Regions from separate parts of the Homo sapiens genome. Here region 1 is linked to region 2. A link is an interaction called in ENCODE POLR2A ChIA-PET data of the cell type or tissue named here. Cell type or tissue: PC-3. All regions are shown on one strand. Each heading gives the region's core, and the rest is flanking DNA. Links, peaks and the distances in the headings are about the cores only. Region 1 overlaps INO80 (INO80 complex ATPase subunit). Region 2 overlaps INO80 (INO80 complex ATPase subunit).

Region 1 (16,256 bases), core at 9,375-11,874, 67 kb before region 2:
ACGTCACAGGTTACTTTTCCAGTCAGTGACTTTCATTATTTCCTCCACAACAAAATTATTGTGGCTTTTCAGTGGCAACTTAAATTAAATAATAGCTTTATTGAAATATGATTCAAATACCAAAAAATTCCGCTTTCTAAAGCGTATAATTAAGTAATTTTCTGAAACTATATTTATTAAATTCTGTAGCCATCAACCACTATTTAATTCATCACCCTAAAAGAGAATCTCTAGAAGCCATTTAGCAGTCACTCCCCATTCCCCCTCCCTCCAGTCTTAGGTAACTATTAATATATTTTTTGCCTAAATTTACCTAAAAAAGAAACATATGTATCTTTCTTTGCCTAGTTTGTTTCACTTAACATGGTGTTTTCAAGGTTCATCCGTGTTGTAGCAGGTATCAGTACTTAATTCCTTTTTTTTTTTTTTTTTGAGACTGAGTCTCGCTCTGTCGTCCAGGCTGGAGTGCAGTGGCGGGGTCCCGACTCACTGCGACCTCCGCCTCCCAGGTTCAAGCACTTCTCGTGCCTCAGCCTCCCCAGTAGCTGGGATTACAGGCGGCTGCCACCACACCCGGCTAATTTTTGTATTTTTAGTAGAAACGGGGTTTCACCATGTTGGCTAGGCCGGTCTCGAACTCCTGACCTCAAGTGATCCGCCTGCCTTGGCCTCCCAGAGTGCTGGGATTATAGGCATGAGCCACCGCACATGGCCTCATTTGCTTTTAATGCCAAATAATATTCTGTTCTAGTTGCATTTTATGTTTGAAATTTCCAAGCTCCTCCTCCTATAAAACAATTTGAGATCATTATGTGTGGTAAAAGTTGCATACCTTCTAGACTTTAAAATGAATGTTTTTTTTTTTTTGTTTTTTGAGACGGAGTCTGGCTCTGTCGCCCAGGCTGGAGTATAGTGGCGTGATCTCGGCTCACTGCAGCTTCCGCCTCCCGGGTTCAAGCAATTCTCCTGCCTCAGCCTCCTGAGTAGCTGGTATTACAGGCGCCCGCCACCACACCCAGCTAATTTTTGTATTTTTAGTAGAGACGGGGTTTCACCATGTTGGTCAGGCTGGTCTCGAGCCCCTGACCTCGTGATCCACCTACCTTGGCCTCCCAAAGTGCTGAGATTACAGGCGTGAGCCACCGTGCCCGGCTGAATTTTGTTTTTAAGGGATTGAATTCCATCATTTTAGCTTACTGTGTTCTTTTCCTCTACGTTTTATTTCAGTAGAAACCAAATCAATTTTTGAAAGTCTGTAAATTGTGATAGGAAATAATTGTAGTGAGCACAAATGTGATTAGAAAAGTTTATGACTAATAAAAACATTTTGAGTACATCAAGGTGGAAATGTGATTAAGCCAAAGCAACAAATCGAGAGCTATTCTGCTGGGCATGGTGTCTCAAGCCTGTAGTCCCAGTTACTCAGGAGGCAAGAGGATCACTTGAGTCCCTAGTGAGCTATGATTGTGCCAGCGCACTCAAGCCTGGGTGGAGAGCGAGACCCTGTCTCTAAAAACAAAACAAAACTAATTATAAGCTGTGGTGTTAGAGGTTCACTTAATGAAAGTTTGTTGGCCGGGTGCGGTGGCTCACGCCTGTAATCCCTGCACTTTGGGAGACTGAGGCAGGTGGATCACCTGAGGTCAGGAGTTCGAAACCAGCCTGGCCAACATGGTTAAACTCTGACTCTACCAAAAATACAAAAAATTAGCTGGGCGTGGTGGCGCGCACCTGTAATCCCAGCTACTCAGGAGGCTGAGGCAGGAGAATCGCTTGAACCCGGGAGGCGGAGGTTGCAGTGAGCCGAGATTGAGCCACTGCACTCCAGTGGAGTGCAACAAGAGCAAAACTCTGTCTCAAAAAAACAAAACAAAACAAAACTGGCTAGGGGATTTTATATGCCAACATACAAATTCACATTAAATAGGTTAGGCTTGGTGGCTCACACCTGTAATCCCGGCACTTTGGGAGGCTGAGCAGGCGGATCGTTTGAGCTCAGGAGTTTGAAATCAGCATGGGCAACATGGCAAAACCCTGTCTCTACAGAAAATACAAAAATTAGCTAAGCATGGTGATGTGCACCTGTAGTCCCAGCTACTTGGGATGCTGAGGTGAGAGGATGGCTTGAGCCCAGGAGGCAGAGATTGCAGTGAGCCGAGATCGAGCCACTGCACTCCAGCCTGGGCGACAGAGCCCGAGCTGGCTCAACAACAACAACAACAAAATACACATGAAATATAAACGCTAGGATGCAGTGGATTTTAGAGTGGACAAAGTGGGTTGGGGTTAATAGGAGACTAAGTTTTTGTAGGAAAACAGTTGAAAAGTTTTTTTTTTTTTTTTTTTTTTTTTTTGAGATGGAGTCTTGCCCTGTCGCCAGGCTGGAATGCAGTGGCACGATCTAGGCTCACTGCACCCTCTGCCTCCCGGGTTCAAGAAATTCTCCTGCTTCATTCTCCCAAGTAGCTGGGACTACAGGCGCATGCCACCACGCCTGGCTAATTTTTGTATTTTTAGTAGAGATGGGGTTTCACCATGTTTGGCCAGGATGGTCTCGATCTCTTGACCTTGTGATCTGCCTGCCTTGGCATCCCAAAGTGCTGGGATTACAGGCGTGAGCCACTGTGTCCAGCTAACAGTTGAAAAGTTTTAAAGTTGGATCTAACGTATCAAAATCTTGATATGATAGGCTATAGCATATAGAGAATGAGAAGGGCATAGGCACTAATATCAGACAACTCTTGTGAGTCAGTGAGTATGGTAGATACTTTATATATTATCATTTTAATTTTCTTGAAACTTCTTGGTAGTAATTCTCATTTTACAGATGAGAAAATTGAAACCAAGTTAAATCATATAGCCAGTAAATGACAGAACCACTATTCTATTTTTGTTATAGTCCTTCTGCCTTCCCCAAAAATATTTTGAAGAGTATTTTTGGCCAGGCGTAGTGGTTTCCACCTGTAATCCCAGCACTTTGGGAGGCAGAGGAGGGAGGATCACGTGAGCTTGAGGAGCTTGAGACCAGCCTGGTCAATATAGGGAGACCTCATCTCTACAGAAAATAAAATTTTTGGACTAGGGTGGCGTGTGCCTATAGTTCAGCTACTTGGAAAGCTGAGATGGGAGGTTTGGTTGAGCCTGGAAGGTTGAGGCTACAGTGAACCCTGATTGTGCCACTGCACTCCAGCCTGGGCAACAGAGCTATTCCCTCCAGAGCAAGGTTCTTAACATTTTTTAATGTATCTTGGACGGCTTTGTAGTCTGAAGACACCTATTCTGTTGGGTAAGAGGTTTTTTTTTTCCTCCTCCCCGCAAAAACGTTTTTTTTTTTCTTGAGACAGAGTTTTGCTCTTGTAGCCCAGGCTGGAGTACAGTGGCGTGATCTCAGCTCACTGCAACCTCCGCCTCCCGAGTTCAAGTGATTCTCCTGCCTCAGCCTCCCGAGTAGCTAGGATTACAGGCGTGCACCACCACGCCCGGCTAATTTTTGTATTTTTGGTAGAGACAGGATTTCACCATGTTAGCTAGGCTGGTTTCAAACTCCTGACCTCATGATCCGCCCACCTTAGCCTCCCAAAGTGCTGGGATTACAGGTGTGAGCCACTGTGTGGCCTGTTTTTGAAACTTCTTAGTGAATAAGATGGTTAAGGCTTAAGAACAGACCAGACCATTAAAAAAAAAATTCTTTTTTTTGAGACGGAGTCTCGCTCTCTCGCCAGGCTGGAGTGCAGTGGCGCCATCTTGGCTCACTGCAACCTCTGCCTCCTGGGTTCAAGCAATTCTCCTGCCTCAGCCTCCTGAGTAACCGGGACTACAGGCATGTGCCACCACACCCAGCTAATTTTTGTATCTTTAGTAGAGATGGGGTTTCACCATGTTGACCAGGCTGATCTGGAACTCCTGACCTCAGGTGATTTGCCTGCCTCTACCTCCCAAAGTGCTAGGATTATAGGCGTGAACCACCACGGCTGGCCTATTTTATTTTTTAAGCGTTAACTATTCTTTATTTGATATTACACATAAACCACACCCTAAAGTGCTTTTCAGTAAGTAAAAGGAACCATTTTAGTTACAAGGAATTCTAATTAGCTTGGCATAGTTAAGGCCAAAAATGTAGACATTGCTGCCTTATCTTCAGCCCTTGCCTTTAAGAGGCAAATAAACACAAAACACAGGTGAATTATGCTTGGTTCTGAGACAATGAAGGAATTTTGCCAGTATTTAAATATGCTCACATAACCAGTTATATAAATCTAAATATAAAATCAATCTCCAGTAGATTTTAAGATGGCATTCACCATCTTGATGAAAAGTTGAACATTACTAATGAAGTTCAATCATGTTTTTAGAAGGGGAAAACAGTGATATCATTTACTTAATTGGAATTACTGTTAAAATAAAAAACCAAGACCTTCATGGTAGCTCACACCTGTAATCTCAGCACTTTGGGAGACCAAGGCAGGCAAATCACTTGAGTCTAGGAGTTTGAGACCAGCCTGGGCAATATGCCAAAACCCCATCTCTACAAAAAATTAGCCGGGTGTGGTGGTGCATGCCTGTAGTCCCAGCTACTCTGGAGGCCGAAATGGGAGGATCACCTGAGCTCAGCAGGTCAAGGCTATAGTGCGCTGTGATCCTGCCACTGCACTCCAGCCTGGGTGACAAGCGAGACCCTGTCTAAAAAATAAAAGAGGCCGGGTGCTGTGGCTTCTTAAATCTGTAATCCCAGCACTTTGGGAGGCTGAGGCGGGTGGATCATGACGTCAAGAGATCGAGACCATCCTGACCAACATGGTGAAACCCCGTCTCTACTAAAAACACAAAAATTGGGTGAGTGTGCTGGCACGTGCCTGTAGTCCCAGCTACTTGGGAGGCTGAGGCAGTAGAATAGCTTGAACCCTGGAGGTAGAGGTTGCAGTGAGCCGAGATCATGCCACTGCACTCCAGCCTGGCGACAGAGGGGAACTCCATCTCAAAATAAAAATAAAATCCAGAAAGCCAAATATATTCATTTAACCACAGCCAGTTTTCTTTTTTTTTTTTTGAGACGGAGTTTCGCTTGTTGCCCAGGTTGGTGTGCAGTAGCACGATCTCAGCTCACTGCAACCTCTGCCTCCCGGGCTCAAGCAATTCTCCTGCCTCAGCCTCCCCAGCAGCTGGGATTACAGCCACCCATCACCACGCCTGGACAGTTTTTTTTTTTTTTGAGGTGGAGTCTCGCTCTGTCGTCCAGGCTGGAGTGCAGTGGTACTATCTCGGTTCACTGCAACCTCCATCTCCCAGGTTCAAGTGATTCTCCTGCCTCAGCCTCCTGAGTAGCTAGGACTACAGGTGTGTGCCACCATGCCTGGCTAATTTTCATATTTTTAGTAGAGATGGGGTTTCACCATGTTGACCAGGCTGGTCTCAAACTCCTGACCTCAGGTGATCCATCTGCCTCGGCCTCCCAAAGTGCTGGGATTACAGGTGTGAGCCACCGCACCTGGCATAATTTTTGTATTTTTAGTAAGATAGGGTTTCACCATGTTAGCCAGGCTGATCTCGAACTCCTGACCTCAGGTGATCCACCCGCCTCAGCCTCCCAACCTCCCAAAGTGCCGGGGTTACAGCCATGAGCCACTGTGCCTGGCCAGACATTTCTATTTTGTAATAAATACGGCAGTGGCCAATTACTCATTAGTACTTTTTTTGAAGTGCCTTACTCTGTCGCCCAGGCTGTAGTGCAGTGGGGCAATCTCAGCTCAGTGCAACCTCCGCCTCCCGGGTTCAGGCAGTTCTGCCTCAGCCTCCCCAGTAGCTGGAATTACAGGTGCCCGCCACCATGCCTGGCTAATTTTTGTATTTTTAGTAGAGATGGGGTTTCACCATGTTGGCCAGGCTGGTCTCGAGCTCTTGACCTCAAGTGATCCGCCTGCCTCAGCCTCCCAAAGTGCTGGGATTACAGGCATGAGCCACTGTGCCTAGCCATTAGTAGCTTTTTTGAGGTAAGCTATCAAATCTGCCCTTTCTACCTTATTAATGCTGGCAAAGATAATTTTTGTTCCAGGAATAGACTTCTTGGGATTCTCCAAATACTGTATCAGTGTATCCTCTCCCCAGGCAATGCTTTTTTTCTTATTGGCGTCTGTGTAAGTGAATCCAACAGCCTGACCTGTCTTCTTTCCAAAGAGACCGTGGAGATTTGGCCCAGTCTTTTGCTGGCCTCCCTCTTCCATGATGTGGCACTGGGCGTGCTTCTGAGCACACATATTCTTGTTTTTCAACATCACCCTTATTTAATTATCTGTTTTGTACAAAGGTTCCGGTTCTGAGGATGGACGTCCTGCTCTATCAGTGTCTACTTTATAGTGTTGTTAGATATAAATGAGGCAATCCATGTGACGTACTTAGTACCATTCCTGATACATAATGTTTAATAAATGCTATATATGATTAGTCGAATTGAACCCCCATTTTACAGTGGAACTAGTGAGACCCAGAGTGAGTAGCTGCCTGTCCTAGTCTATTTGTGGCTTTTCTTTTTTTCCTTTTTTTTTTTTTTTTTTTGAGACGGAGTCTCGCTGTGTCCCCCAGGCTGGAATGCAGTGGCGAGATCTCGGCTCACTGCAAGCTCCGCCTCCCGAGTTCATGCCATTCTCCTGCCTCAGCCTCCCAAGTAGCTGGGACTACAAGCGCCCACCACCACGCCCGGCTAATTTTTTGTATTTTTTAGTAGAGACAGGGTTTCTACTGGTGTTAGCCAGAATGGTCTAGATCTCCTGACCTTGTGATCCGCCTGCCTCGGCCTCCCAAAGTGCTGGGATTACAGGTGTGAGCCACCACGCCCGGCCTATCTGTGGCTTTTCAATGGATTCAGCTCACAGCTCTTGACTTCATCTTCTTTCTTACCATGCTGTTTCCACTGAAAGTTGTATCATTTAATTCAGTTAAAGTTACTGCTTGATAAAAGTATTCTGTTTGATACTGTAATGGTGGACACATGACATGTCAAAACCCATAGAACTTTACAGCACGAAGAGTAAAGTTTGTTTATTTTTTGAGACATAGTATTGCTCTGTTGCCAAGGCTGGAGTGCAGTGGTGTGATCTCGGCCCACCACAACCTCTGCCTCCCGAGTTCAAGCGATTCTCCTGCCTCAGTCTCCCTAGTAGCTGGGATTACAGGCATGCACCACCATGCCCGGCTAATTTTTGTATTTTTAGTAGAGATGGGGTTTCACTGTGTTGGTCAGGCTGGTCTCAAACTTCTGACCTCGTGATCCACCCTCCTTGGCCTCCCAAAGTGCTGGCATTACAGGCGTGAGCCACCATGCCCGGCCTATTTATTTATTTATTTATTGAGACATAGTCTCGCTCTGTTGCCCAGGCTGAAGTGCAGTGGCATGGTCTCAGCTCACTGCCACCTCTGTTTCCCAGGCTCAAGCAATTCTCCTGTCTTAGCCTCCTGAGTAGCTGGGATTACAGGTGCCCACCAGGACACCCAGCTAATTTTTATATTTTTAGTAGAGACAGGGTTTCACCATGTTGGCCAGGCTGGCCTCGAACTCCTGACCTCAAATGATCCACCCTCCTTGGCCTCCCAAAGTGCTGGGATTATAGGCATGAGCCATCACACCTGGCCTAGTTAGTTATTTTTTAATGACAGAGTCTTGTTCTGTCACCTGGGCTGGAGTGCAGTGGCACCATCATGGCTCACTGCAACCTTCATCTCCTGGGTTCAAGCAATTCTCCTGCCTCAGCCTCCGAAGTAGCCGGGATTGCAGGTGTGTGCCACAATGCCTGGCTAATTTTTGTATTTTTAGTAGAGATGGGGTTTCACCTTGTTGACCAGGCTGGTCTCGAACTCCTGGTCTTGAACTCCTGGCCTCAAATGATCGCCTGCCTTGGCCTCCTGAAGTTCTGGGTGTGATCTGCTGTTCTGGGCCTAAGAGTAAACTTTAATGTATGCAAATTAAAAAAAATTTTTTTAGAGGTCAAGGCCTTTCAGGCATGCAAATCTTGACAGGAGAAACTAACTGTATCACAAATGTGTGAAACAACCTTGCTAAACGGGAGGAAGGTGCTGATTTAAGTAACTTTGGAAATGAGTGGAATCTGTAAGACAAAAGGGACTGTACATAAGCGTTATACTTTAATTGATAAAGTTACATTCCGAAGGGGCAGAGGTTAACAATTCTGATACTGGTTTAAAGGAATCAGTACTGATTACATAGGTAACTACAATTGAACAGTTAAGTAAATGGATGGCAGGAGGCAGGCTTTTCACTGTTGGAGTGGAATTTACAGATAAGCGAGGCAGGAGGCTAGAATAATCTTTGTGGTAATGGATTCAGGTTGGAGATACCAGTACAAAATAGTTCCATGTTTATATGTAGAAATATTTATAGATATATGTACATACTTGAGTTAATATACACAAATATATTTCCATTCATTGTCAGCTGAGAGTTGAAAGAAACAACACCTAGGAGTGCACCTAGTGCCCAGATCTTGGTTTCTTTTTTTTTGTTGAGACAGGGGTCTTGCCCTGTCACCCAGGCTGGAGTGCAATGGCATGCTCACTGCAGCCATGACCTTCCAGACTCAAGCTATCCTCCCACCTCAGCCTCCCAAATAGCTGGGGCTGGGACTACAGGTATGCCACTATATGAGTTTACTGTATGCTCACTGTATGAGTTTACAGAGTTTAACTGTGTGCCACTATGCACAGCTAATCTAATTTTTTTCTTTCTTTCTCTTTTTTTTTTTTTTTTTTGAGACAGGGTCTGGCCCTGTCACCCAGGCTGGAGTGTGGTGGCATGATCTCAGCCCGCAGCAACCTCTGTCTCTTGGGCTTAAGCCATCCTCACACCCCAGCCTCCCAGGTAGCTGGGACTATAGGTGCTCGCCACCACGTGTGGCTAATTTTTGTATTTTTCATGCAGACAGGATTTCGCTATGTTGCCCAGGCTGGTCTCAAACTCCAGAGCTCAAGTGATTAGCTTCCCAAAGTGCTGGCATTACAGGCATGAGTCACTGCGGTTGGCCAAAGTTTTCTATTTTTATAGAGAGGTGGGTCTCCCTATGTTACCCAGGCTGGTGTTGAACTCCTGGGCTCAAGCAGTCCTCCTGCCTCAGCCTCCCAAAGTGTTGGGATTACAGGTGTGAGCCAACACACCTGGCCCCGGATCTTAGTTTCTAATATTATTCTCCAATAAAAGAAACTAGTGCTCCTTGGAGAAATGGTTGATTCTGTGATTGGGGCAGGAAATATACATAAGATGAACCTTGAGTATCTTGTTGTGCCAAAAAATAAGGAAGTGCTCTAAAAACAACAACATTTCACGTTAATGGGTTATGTCGAAGGAGCAAAGGAACCAACTGAAAGTTTCCAGTGGCCAAAGCTGGAACAATTTGAGTAGCAAAATTAAAGCAGAATTGGATTATGACCCATAGTATAAAATAAAGTTTTATATTGATATAAACAAATGATTGAATAAATTAAAATTCTCCTTGAAGTACTCCAGTGGCATAGTTTTATGTCGTAGGAGCCTCTAATTTGCTGGAAGTACTTCATGCTTGGAGTACTTAATCTTGTGGGGCTTTGAAGTCACACTTCTTGGATTCCAATCTTGGCGCACTTCTGTTTGTATGATCTTGGGCGAGTTAGTTAAGCTCAGTTTCTTTGTATGTAAAATGGTGGTTGTAATAGTATCTGCATCATATAAGGTTTAAATGAAAATGCAAACACATATGAAACATTTGGCATATAAATCTCAGTAGAATGGGTGAGCATGTAGCCTCCTTACTAAGTATTTGAGAAAATAGGGACATTTGGATCCCCACTTGGAATTCTTTATAATGGAGGTGCCCCCCCAACCCCCAAGCTTTTTGCATAAAGGATAATGTTTAACATTTAAAGAAGTGTTTATCAACCACCTGGTTTGATGTAAACATATCTCCTTGTTGATTGTTAGACCACATAGTTAATAGAGTGAAAGTAGTTACATTTGCTCTTTATGTAATTATCACAGATATGACTGACTTAAATATCTACAGTTTGAAAAGCAGGATCCAGTTAGTGTACAGTTCAACTCATGCTTATTTGCAGATGGTTTGTCTTTGGGATGAATTACCTGAACTTTGATTTTCAGACTTCTTTGAGGAGCACAGTTCTACATAACTTGTCTGTTACTACCCACACTGGTTAAGTGTATCCACTCCCATAATGAAAACTGACTTTTAGTATAGTAAAATTAAATATAAAAGTGAATTTTGTACAGAATACATAATTCTGTACAATATAAATACTGATAAGTTGGCCGGGTGTGGTGGCTCACACCTGTAATTCCAGCACTTTGGGAGGCCAAGGCAGACAAATCATTTGAGGTCAGGAGTTTGAGACCAGCCTGGCCAACATGGTGAAACCTCGTCTCTACTAAAATACAAAAAAAATTAGCCAGGTGTGGTGGCTCATGCTTGTAATCCCAGCTACTCGGAAGACTGAGGCAGGAGAATCCCTTGAATCTGGGAGGCGGAGGTTGCAGTGAGCCAAGATTGGACCACTGCACTCCAGCCTGGGAGAAAGAGCAAGACTCCCCTTTAAAAAAAAGAAAAGAAAAGAAATAAGGGCCTGGCAGTAACTAGAGAGTACAAAGCAATCAGCCCAGGATTACTCATGAACACAGCTCAGGAAGTCTGATATATGTGGGTATGATTCTGAAGCATACATTTACCATTAACATGAAGCTGTTGGCAGGGCAGCTGAAATATGATCAGAGTTCGGATTCAGGATAATGAGCCAGAGTTCAGGGTGTGGAACAGGCTATTCAATGAAGAATTGTTCCAAAAACATATTGAATAGTTCTTTCATCCTTAGCAATACAGTATGAGCCTCTGGTCAGATGAATTTTATTTTATTTTATTACTTTTTTTTTTTTTTTTTTTTTTTTTGAGATGGAGTTTTGCTCTCATTGCCCAGGCTGGAGTGCAGTGACCGCAACCTCTGCCTCCTGGGTTCAAGTGATGCTGCTGCCTCAGCCTCCCAAGTAGCTGGGATTACAGGCATGCACCACCACACCTGACTAACTTTGTTGTATTTTTAGTAGAGACGAGGTTTCTCCATGTTGGTCAGATGGCTGGTCTCGAACTCCTGACCTCAGGTGATCAGCCTTCCTTGGCCTCCCAAGGTGCTGGGATTACAGGCGTGAGCCACTGCGCCTGGCAGTCAGATGAATTTTAAAGAGCCTCTTTGCGCGAAGTGAGACAGGTCTGATAGGAAGTTAAGAGACATTTTAAAGGAACTCTTAATTTGCCTGGAATGTGGGGAAGTAGTAAAAGATTAAATTGTAAAAAGTAACTCAAAACCAGATGATAAAGGTCTTTAAATTTCAGGCTGAAGAATTTAGATTTTATTGAGTTTTGGAAAACTATTGAGGAACTAATGGCATAATCAGAATGATGAATTTGGGCTGGGCACAGTGGCTCACACCTGTAATCCCAGCGCTTTGGGAGGCCGAGGCAGGTGGATCACTTGAGTTCAGGAGTTTGAGACTAGCCTGGCCAACATGATAAAATCCCGTCTCTACTGAAAATAGGAAAAATTAGCCGGGCGTGGTGGCGGGCGCCTCTAATCCCAGCTACCTGGGAGGCTGAGGCAGGAAAATTGCTTGAGCCAGGGAGGCGGAGGTTGCAGTGAGCTGAGATCGCGCCACTGGACTCCACCCTGGGTGACAAAGCGAGACTCTGTCTCAAAAAAATATAAAACAAGAACGATGATTTGGGAATACTGATCTGGAAGTATCTGCATAGATGAATTAGAGTGAGAAGAACCTGGAGGTGGGAAAGTCAATTAGGAAGCAGTAGTCTAGGTGTGAGGCTAAGAAGCTAAATGAAAACACTGATAATAGGAAGAAACTGACATATTCCAGACATTATTCCCAAAGAAGAATTAACTACACATTGGGACTCACTGCATGCCAGGAGAGAAGTAGAAGGGGGTGTAAAAAATGATTCATAGATTTTGAGTCTGAATAATTGTTATATAAATAGGAAAGACAGATGAACTAGCTGCTGTGGAGGCATATGAGAAGTTTGGGTTTGTAGGGGCTAGAAAACATCTAGAAAGCCTTTCTAGAAGCATCTAGAAATGTGGATTGTATGCTGTGCAAGTTGAGAGCCAGAGGGTCAGTCATACAGCAGTGTTAATTGAATTCCTGGTAGAAGATGAGATTTTCTAAGGCGTAGGAATAGATGACAGAACTTTGGTGTACTCCGCATTTAGAATAAAGTTTCAGTCAAGGAGTTAAGGAATAGTCCAAGTTTTCAAAGATTATTAAATAGAGTATCCAAAAGCAAGAGTCACTCAACAATATCAACTTCATTCATTCTGATAAACAGTGGTTATCAGAGAGCATGGTTCTCAACTGTATCAGACCCAACTCTCCTTTTTTATTACAAATATTTTATAATACACCCTTTTTTTTTCCTTTGAGACAGTCTTGCTCTGTTGCCCAGGGTGTAGTGCAGTGTGCACGATACTGGCTCACTGTAACCTCCGCCTCCCAGGTTCAAGCGATTCTCCTGCCTCAGGCTCCCAAGTTGCTGGGACTACAGGCAAACCCGCCACCACACCTGGCTAATTTTTGTATTTTTTAGTAGAGATGGGGTTTCACCATATTGGTCAGGCTGGTCTCGAACTCCTGATCTCAGGTGATTGCCCGCCTCGGCCTCCCAAAGTGCTAGGATTACAGGCATGAGCCACTGCGCCTGGCCTAATATGCCCTTTTTAAAATCCTGAAATGAAATCTATAGGTAATATATAATTTTAAAAAGCAGTATGATGCCCTAATTGTAATATATTGGGGAAACATAAATAAAGTAACTTACACAGTATGTACTTTAAAATGCAAATGCATGGGCATGAACCCATAATAAGTGACATAAGACATAGTCGTATCTTCTTTTTTTGAGATGGAGTCTTGCTTTGTTGCCCAGGCTGGAGTTCAGTGGCACAGTCTTGGCTCACTGCAACCTCCACCTCCCAGGTTCAAGCGATTCTCCTGCCTCAGCCTCCTGAGTAGCTGGGACTACAGGTGCGTGCCACCAAGCCCAGCTACTTTTTTGTATTTTTAGTAAAGGCGGGATTTCACTGTGTTAGCCAGGTTGGTCTCGAATTCCTGACCTTGTAATCTGCTCGTCTCAGCCTCCCAAAGTGCTGGGATTACAGGCATGAGCCACCATGCCCGCCAAGAAATAGTCATATCTTTTGTACTAGTATGGAGAATCACCTTGACTAAGAGTTACAAATAGGCCGGGTGCGGTGGCTCACGCCTGTAATCCCAGCACTTTGGGAGGCCGAGGTGGGTGGATCACGAGGTCAGGAGATCGAGATCATCCTGGCTAACACAGTGAAACCCCGTCTCTACTAAAATACAAAAAAACTTAGCCAGGCGTTGTGGCGGGCGCCTGCAGTCCCAGCTACTCGGGAGGCTGAGGCAGGAGAATGGCTTGAACCTGGGAGGCGGAGCTTGCAGTGAGCAGAGATCTCGCCACTGCACTCCAGCCTGGGTGACAGAGCAAGACTCTGTCTCAAAAAAAAAAAAAAAAGTTACAAATAAAGTCTGTTTGTGTTGGTGACTCAAATATCACAGCAAGTAAGAGGAAACTATTGAGCTAAGGTGAAATAAAAGAGGATGGAATGATTTGCTCTTCAGGCTCTTCCAAGATGAGCGGGGAATGACTTCAGCATTTTGAGGAAGAGGGAAAAAAGATTTGAAGTAATCTTGGTAGAGAATGAGAAACAATTGGTAGAAGGTGGGTAAAAGGGTTATTGAGAATTATCAAGTGTTTTGCTGAAGTTGGACGATAACAGATGGGTCAGGTTGATGGCCATGCAGTTTCCTTGTAGGGAATAAGAGACAAATGAGGAGATGAAAGTGGTTATTGCAGCAGCAGCTTTTAACATGCTAATCAAGACTAGGCTGAATTGAGAGGCCAGCAATCTTAAAAGGTGATTAAGAAATGATTGTCAGCCGGGTGGGTGGCTCATGCCTATAATCCCACTACTTTGGGAGGCTGAGGTGGGTGGATCACTTGATGCCAGGCGTTTGAGACCAGCCTGGCCAACATGGTAAAACTCCATCTCTACTAAAAATACAAAAATTAGCTGTGTGTGGTGGGGTGCGCCTGTAGTCCCAGCTACTTGGGAGGCTGGAGGTGAGAGAATCACTTGAACCCAGGAGGCGGAGATTGTAGTGAGCGGAGATCACCCCATTGTGCTCCAGCCTGGGCGACAGAGGGAGCCTCTGTCTCAAAAAAAAAAAAAAAAGAAAAAATTGTGAATGGTAGTAATGGTTGCACAACAATGTGAATGTATATAATGCCACTGAAGTGTACACTTAAAAATGGTTAAAATGGTAAGTTTTATGTCTTTTGCCACCATAAAGAAAAAAATTGAACACTTAAAAAATATAACTTGGTTCTCCAGATGTCATCATAGGACTTCTTGTGGAGAATTTTGTGCTTACAGCACCTTTTTTTGGTGGTATTGTGGACATAAGGGAATTCATTGCAGCTGTCATTTCAGCCATCAGTGGTGATATGCTGCAAAGATGATTTCTGGGATGAATCAGTTGACAGGACTGATGTATACTGGGTGTCAAAAGGGAGCATATATTGAGGATTGTAAGACTAGAAGTTAACTGTGATCTTTCTTCAACAAATTGTTTTTGATTTCATACTCACATAGGTACTGAGGAATAAGTTTTGAAAATATTCCATTCATTGGCCGGGCACAGTGGCTCACACCTGTAATCCCAGCACTTTGGGAGGCCGAGGCGGGCGAATCACGAGGTCAGGAGATCGAGACCATCCTGGCTAACACAGTGAAACCCCGTCTGTACTAAAAATACAAAAAGTTAGCCTGGCGTGGTGGCAGGCGCCTGTAGTCCCAGCTACTCGGGAGGCTGAGGCAGGAGAATGGCGTGAACCTGGGAGGCAGAGCTTGCAGTGAGCCGAGATTGGGCCACAGCATTCCAGCCTCGGCTACAAGACTTTGTCTCAAAAAAAAAAGAAAAGAAAATATTCCATTCATTTCGAATCACTCCGTATTACTTGGTAGTCATACCTCCTTAATTAGTGTCATTTTCCTTATCAGGTAAAATAACTAGAGCATGGATTAATTGTTCTGTAATAAAAGCTTGGGATGGAGCCAAGCAGAGTAGTTTTACATTTATACATGTATCAAGATGAATTATTTGCTGTTCTCTTAAGGGAGTTTTGTTGTATTTTAAAAACCAATTTCTTTGAAATCTTCTGGAGTGGGTGGGTACACGTTAGGTCTCATTTTGAAAAGGTGAAATTTAAAGTTTTTTTTTTTTTGGATAGTCTCACTCTGTTATGCAGGCTGGAGTACAGTGGTGCGTTCATGACTTACTGAGGTCTCAACCTCCTGGGCTCAAACCATCCTCCCTCCTCAGCCTCCCAAGTGGCTGGGTTTACAGGTGCATGCCACTACACTCAGCTAATTTTTAAATTTTTTTGTAGAGACAAGGTCTCGCCATGTTACTCAGGCTGGTCTTGAACTCTTGGGCTCAAGCTCTCCTCCTGCCTCACCTCCCAAAGTGCTGGGATTACAAGCTTCAGCCACTGCTCCTGGCCAAAAGTATTTTTTAGCATTCTTTTTTCTTTATATTACCAAGACTGACAATTTACAAACTATGAAATTCACATAATTTAAATAAAATATACAGTTCAGTATATTTTGAATATATTTTTGGTAGATTTACAGAATTGTGGAACTATCGCCACAATGGGAGTTTGGAACATTTTTTTTTTCCCTTTTTCTTTCCCTCTCTCTCACTCTCTTGTTGTGTGTGTGTGTGTGTGTTTGTTTTTTTTTTTTTTTTTTTTTTTTTTTTTTGAGACAGGGTCTTACTCCAGGCTGGAGCACAGTGGCACAATGATAGCTCACTGCAGCCTTGACTTCCTGGGCTTAAGCAATCCTCTCACCTCAGCCTCTTGAGTAGCTGGCACTACAGGCACGCATCACCATACTTGGCTAATTTTTAAATTTTTTGTAGGGACACGGTCCTGCTATGTTGCCCAGGCTGGTCTCAAACTCCTGGGCTCAAGGGATCCACCCACTTCAGCCTCCTAAATGTTGAGATTATAGGTGAGAGCCACTGTGTCTAGCCTGTCTTTTTTATTATTCTAGTGGGTATGAAGTAGTATGGTGCTTTAATTTTAATTTATTAATATTTAGCATTTTTTCAT
Region 2 (2,500 bases), core at 1-2,500:
GATTGTGAGTACAGATTAAAAAGAGAAGGCAGAAGCCCAGTTGTAAGGATTTTTAGGGAGAAAGATCCTGGTTAGGAGGTGTAGAGAATGAGTATTGAAGTGTGACAGTTAAAAAGTAAGGTATTTCAGGAGGGGAGTTTGGTTTAAGTGAAAGTTGACTTTTTTAAGAGAAAAGAGTCTTGCAGATTTCACAACGAAAAGGGAAGATGTCGGGTGCAGTAGCTCATGCCTGTAATCCCAGCACTTTGGGAGGCTGAGGTGGGCGGATCACCTGAGGTCAGGAGACCAGCCTGGCAAACATGGCAAAACCCTGTCTCTACTAAAAATAAAAAAAACTAGCCAGGCATGGTGGCCTGTGGCTGTAATCCCAGCTACTACGGAGGCTGAGGCAGGAGAATCACTTGAAAACGGGAGACGAAGGTTGCAGTGAGCTGAGATCATGCCACTGCACTCCAGCCTGGACGACAAAGCAAGACTCCATCTCAAAAAAAAAAAAAAAAAAAAAGAAAAGGGAAGAGGGGCAAGAGAGGCATTTGGTGGGGGTGCGCAAGTTGGTTAACTACACTTTTTTTTTGAGACAGAGTCTTACTCTGTCGCCCAGGCTAAAGTGCAGTGGCACAATCTTGGCTCACTGCAACCTCTGCGTCCCGGGTTCAAGTGATTCTCCTGCCTCAGCCTCCTGAGTAGCTGGGACTACAGGCGTGCACCACCACTCCAAGCTAATTTTTGTATTTTTAGTAGAGGTGGGGTTTCGCCATGTGGGCCAGGCTGGTCTCGAACTCCTGGTCTCAAGTGATCCTCTCGCCTCGGCCTTTCAAAGTGCTGGGATTACAGGCGTGAGCCACCACACCCAGCCCAACTATACTTTTTAATAGGATGAAAAACTCTTGTGAATACTGGCAGGCTGTATAATTAACAGAAAGCTATTTCTCTGCCACAAAGAATGTTTTAAAATGTCCAGAACAACTAACACTAAGCTTAACATTATTTTATTTAATTAATTAATTTTTTTGGAGATGGAGTCTTGCTCTATTGCCCAGGCTCGAGTGCAGTGGCACGATATTGGCTCACTGCAACCTCTGCCTCCTGGGTTCAAAGTAGTCTCCTGCCTCAGCCTCCCAAGTAGGACTGCAGACATGTGCCAACACGCCCGGCTAATTTTTGTGTTTTTAGTAGAGATGGGGTTTCACCATGTTAGCCAGGCTGATCTCGAACTCCTGACCTCAGGTAGTTTCCCACCTCAGCTTCCCAGAGTGCTGGAATTATAGGCTTGAGCCATCGTGCCCGGCCTTAAGCTTAACATTAAAAAAAAAAAAAGTCCTATTAAGTGGTTCTCTTTCTCTCTCTTTTTGTTCTTTTTTCAAGTGAGAAATCAATCTATTTTTAGTTTTTGTTTTGTTTTGTTTTGTTTTTTGAGATAGAGTCTTGCTCTGTCACCCAGGCTGGAGTGCAGTGGAGTGACCTTGGCTCACTGTAACCTCCACCTCCCGGGTTTGAGCGATTCTCTTGCCTCAGCCTCCCAAGTAGCTGGGATTACAGGCATCTGCCACCACACCTGGCTAATTTTCGTATTTTTAGTAGAGAGACGGGGTTTTGCCATATTGGCTAGACTGATCTCAAACTCCTGATCTCAAGTAACCGGCCTGACCTCAAGTAACTGGCCTGCCTCGGCCTCCCAAAGTTCTGGGATTACAGTCGTGAGCCACCGTGCCTGGCTAAAACCAATTTAAATGTTTGGACATTTTATATAATTCATCTTCCCTTTGTGGTCTGGTTATTTTGGGCACTTTTAAGGTTAAATAAGTGTTTGCTGAATGACCTAGTGAATAATGGCACATTATATTAATGCACCAGTATTAATATTAATAACAATATTGGTGGATTGGTACTAATCTTTGGAACATGGTATGTATTAATCTGAGGGAATGTCTTCTAGCCTAAAATTAAAAGTACAGTTTTACTCTTAATATTTTAAATAGAATTTTGTGAAGAGCACTAACTTCTAGGGGTTTAGGGAAAGTGGGCAGGATAGGTAATCTGTTTGATCATTCATTGATCTTATTGCACTTAGTTATTTTTGCCCTGCATTTGATCTGAGAACTAGAGGTGACACGTTCCTTGGGTAGTAAGGAACACCAGAGAGAAGTGAATCTATAGAAACTTGCAATAGAGGTTGCTAATGAGCTCAACTATGGATTTTAGCCCCTGTAGTAGTAGTTATATAACATGTTATCTTAAAACCTAGAGACTAAAACAATAAACACTTGATATCTCACACTGTTTCTGTTGGCTGGGAACTTGGGAGCAGCTTAGCTATGTGGTTTTTTTGGGTTTTTTTTTTTTTTTTTTTTTTTTTTTTTCGAGAGAGAGTTGCACTCTGTTGCCCAGGCTGGAGTGCAGTGGTGCGATCTCGGCTCACTGCAACTTCCGCCTCCTGGGTTCCAGTGATTCTCCTGCCTCAGCCTCCTTGAGTAGCTGGGATTACAGGTGTGGGCCATCA

What was found. Peaks named below come from ENCODE experiments on the same cell type or tissue, not always from the same donor. Only the 100,000 strongest peaks of a DNase experiment are listed, where the experiment ranks them.
Region 1: POLR2A ChIA-PET joins it to region 2 with 6 read pairs; 4 of 35 experiments call an interaction of 5 or more read pairs at or near these places.

The regions. Positions count from the first base shown.
Region 1 is chr15:41,098,885-41,115,140 of GRCh38, reverse strand. The region is part of intron 1 of INO80 (INO80 complex ATPase subunit); the gene reads left to right. It also overlaps the pseudogene CYCSP2. Among named protein-coding and RNA genes, the nearest start is that of INO80, 9.3 kb to the left of the region's middle. RefSeq lists a silencer at 8,344-8,544. In PC-3, for the core only: no CTCF peak of the experiment used is centred there; a DNase peak (open chromatin) is centred at 10,710; H3K27ac peaks cover 638 bases.
Region 2 is chr15:41,036,017-41,038,516 of GRCh38, reverse strand. All of the region lies in intron 24 of INO80 (INO80 complex ATPase subunit), which reads left to right. Among named protein-coding and RNA genes, the nearest start is that of INO80-AS1, 20 kb to the right of the region's middle. In PC-3, for the core only: no CTCF peak of the experiment used is centred there; no DNase peak of the experiment used is centred there.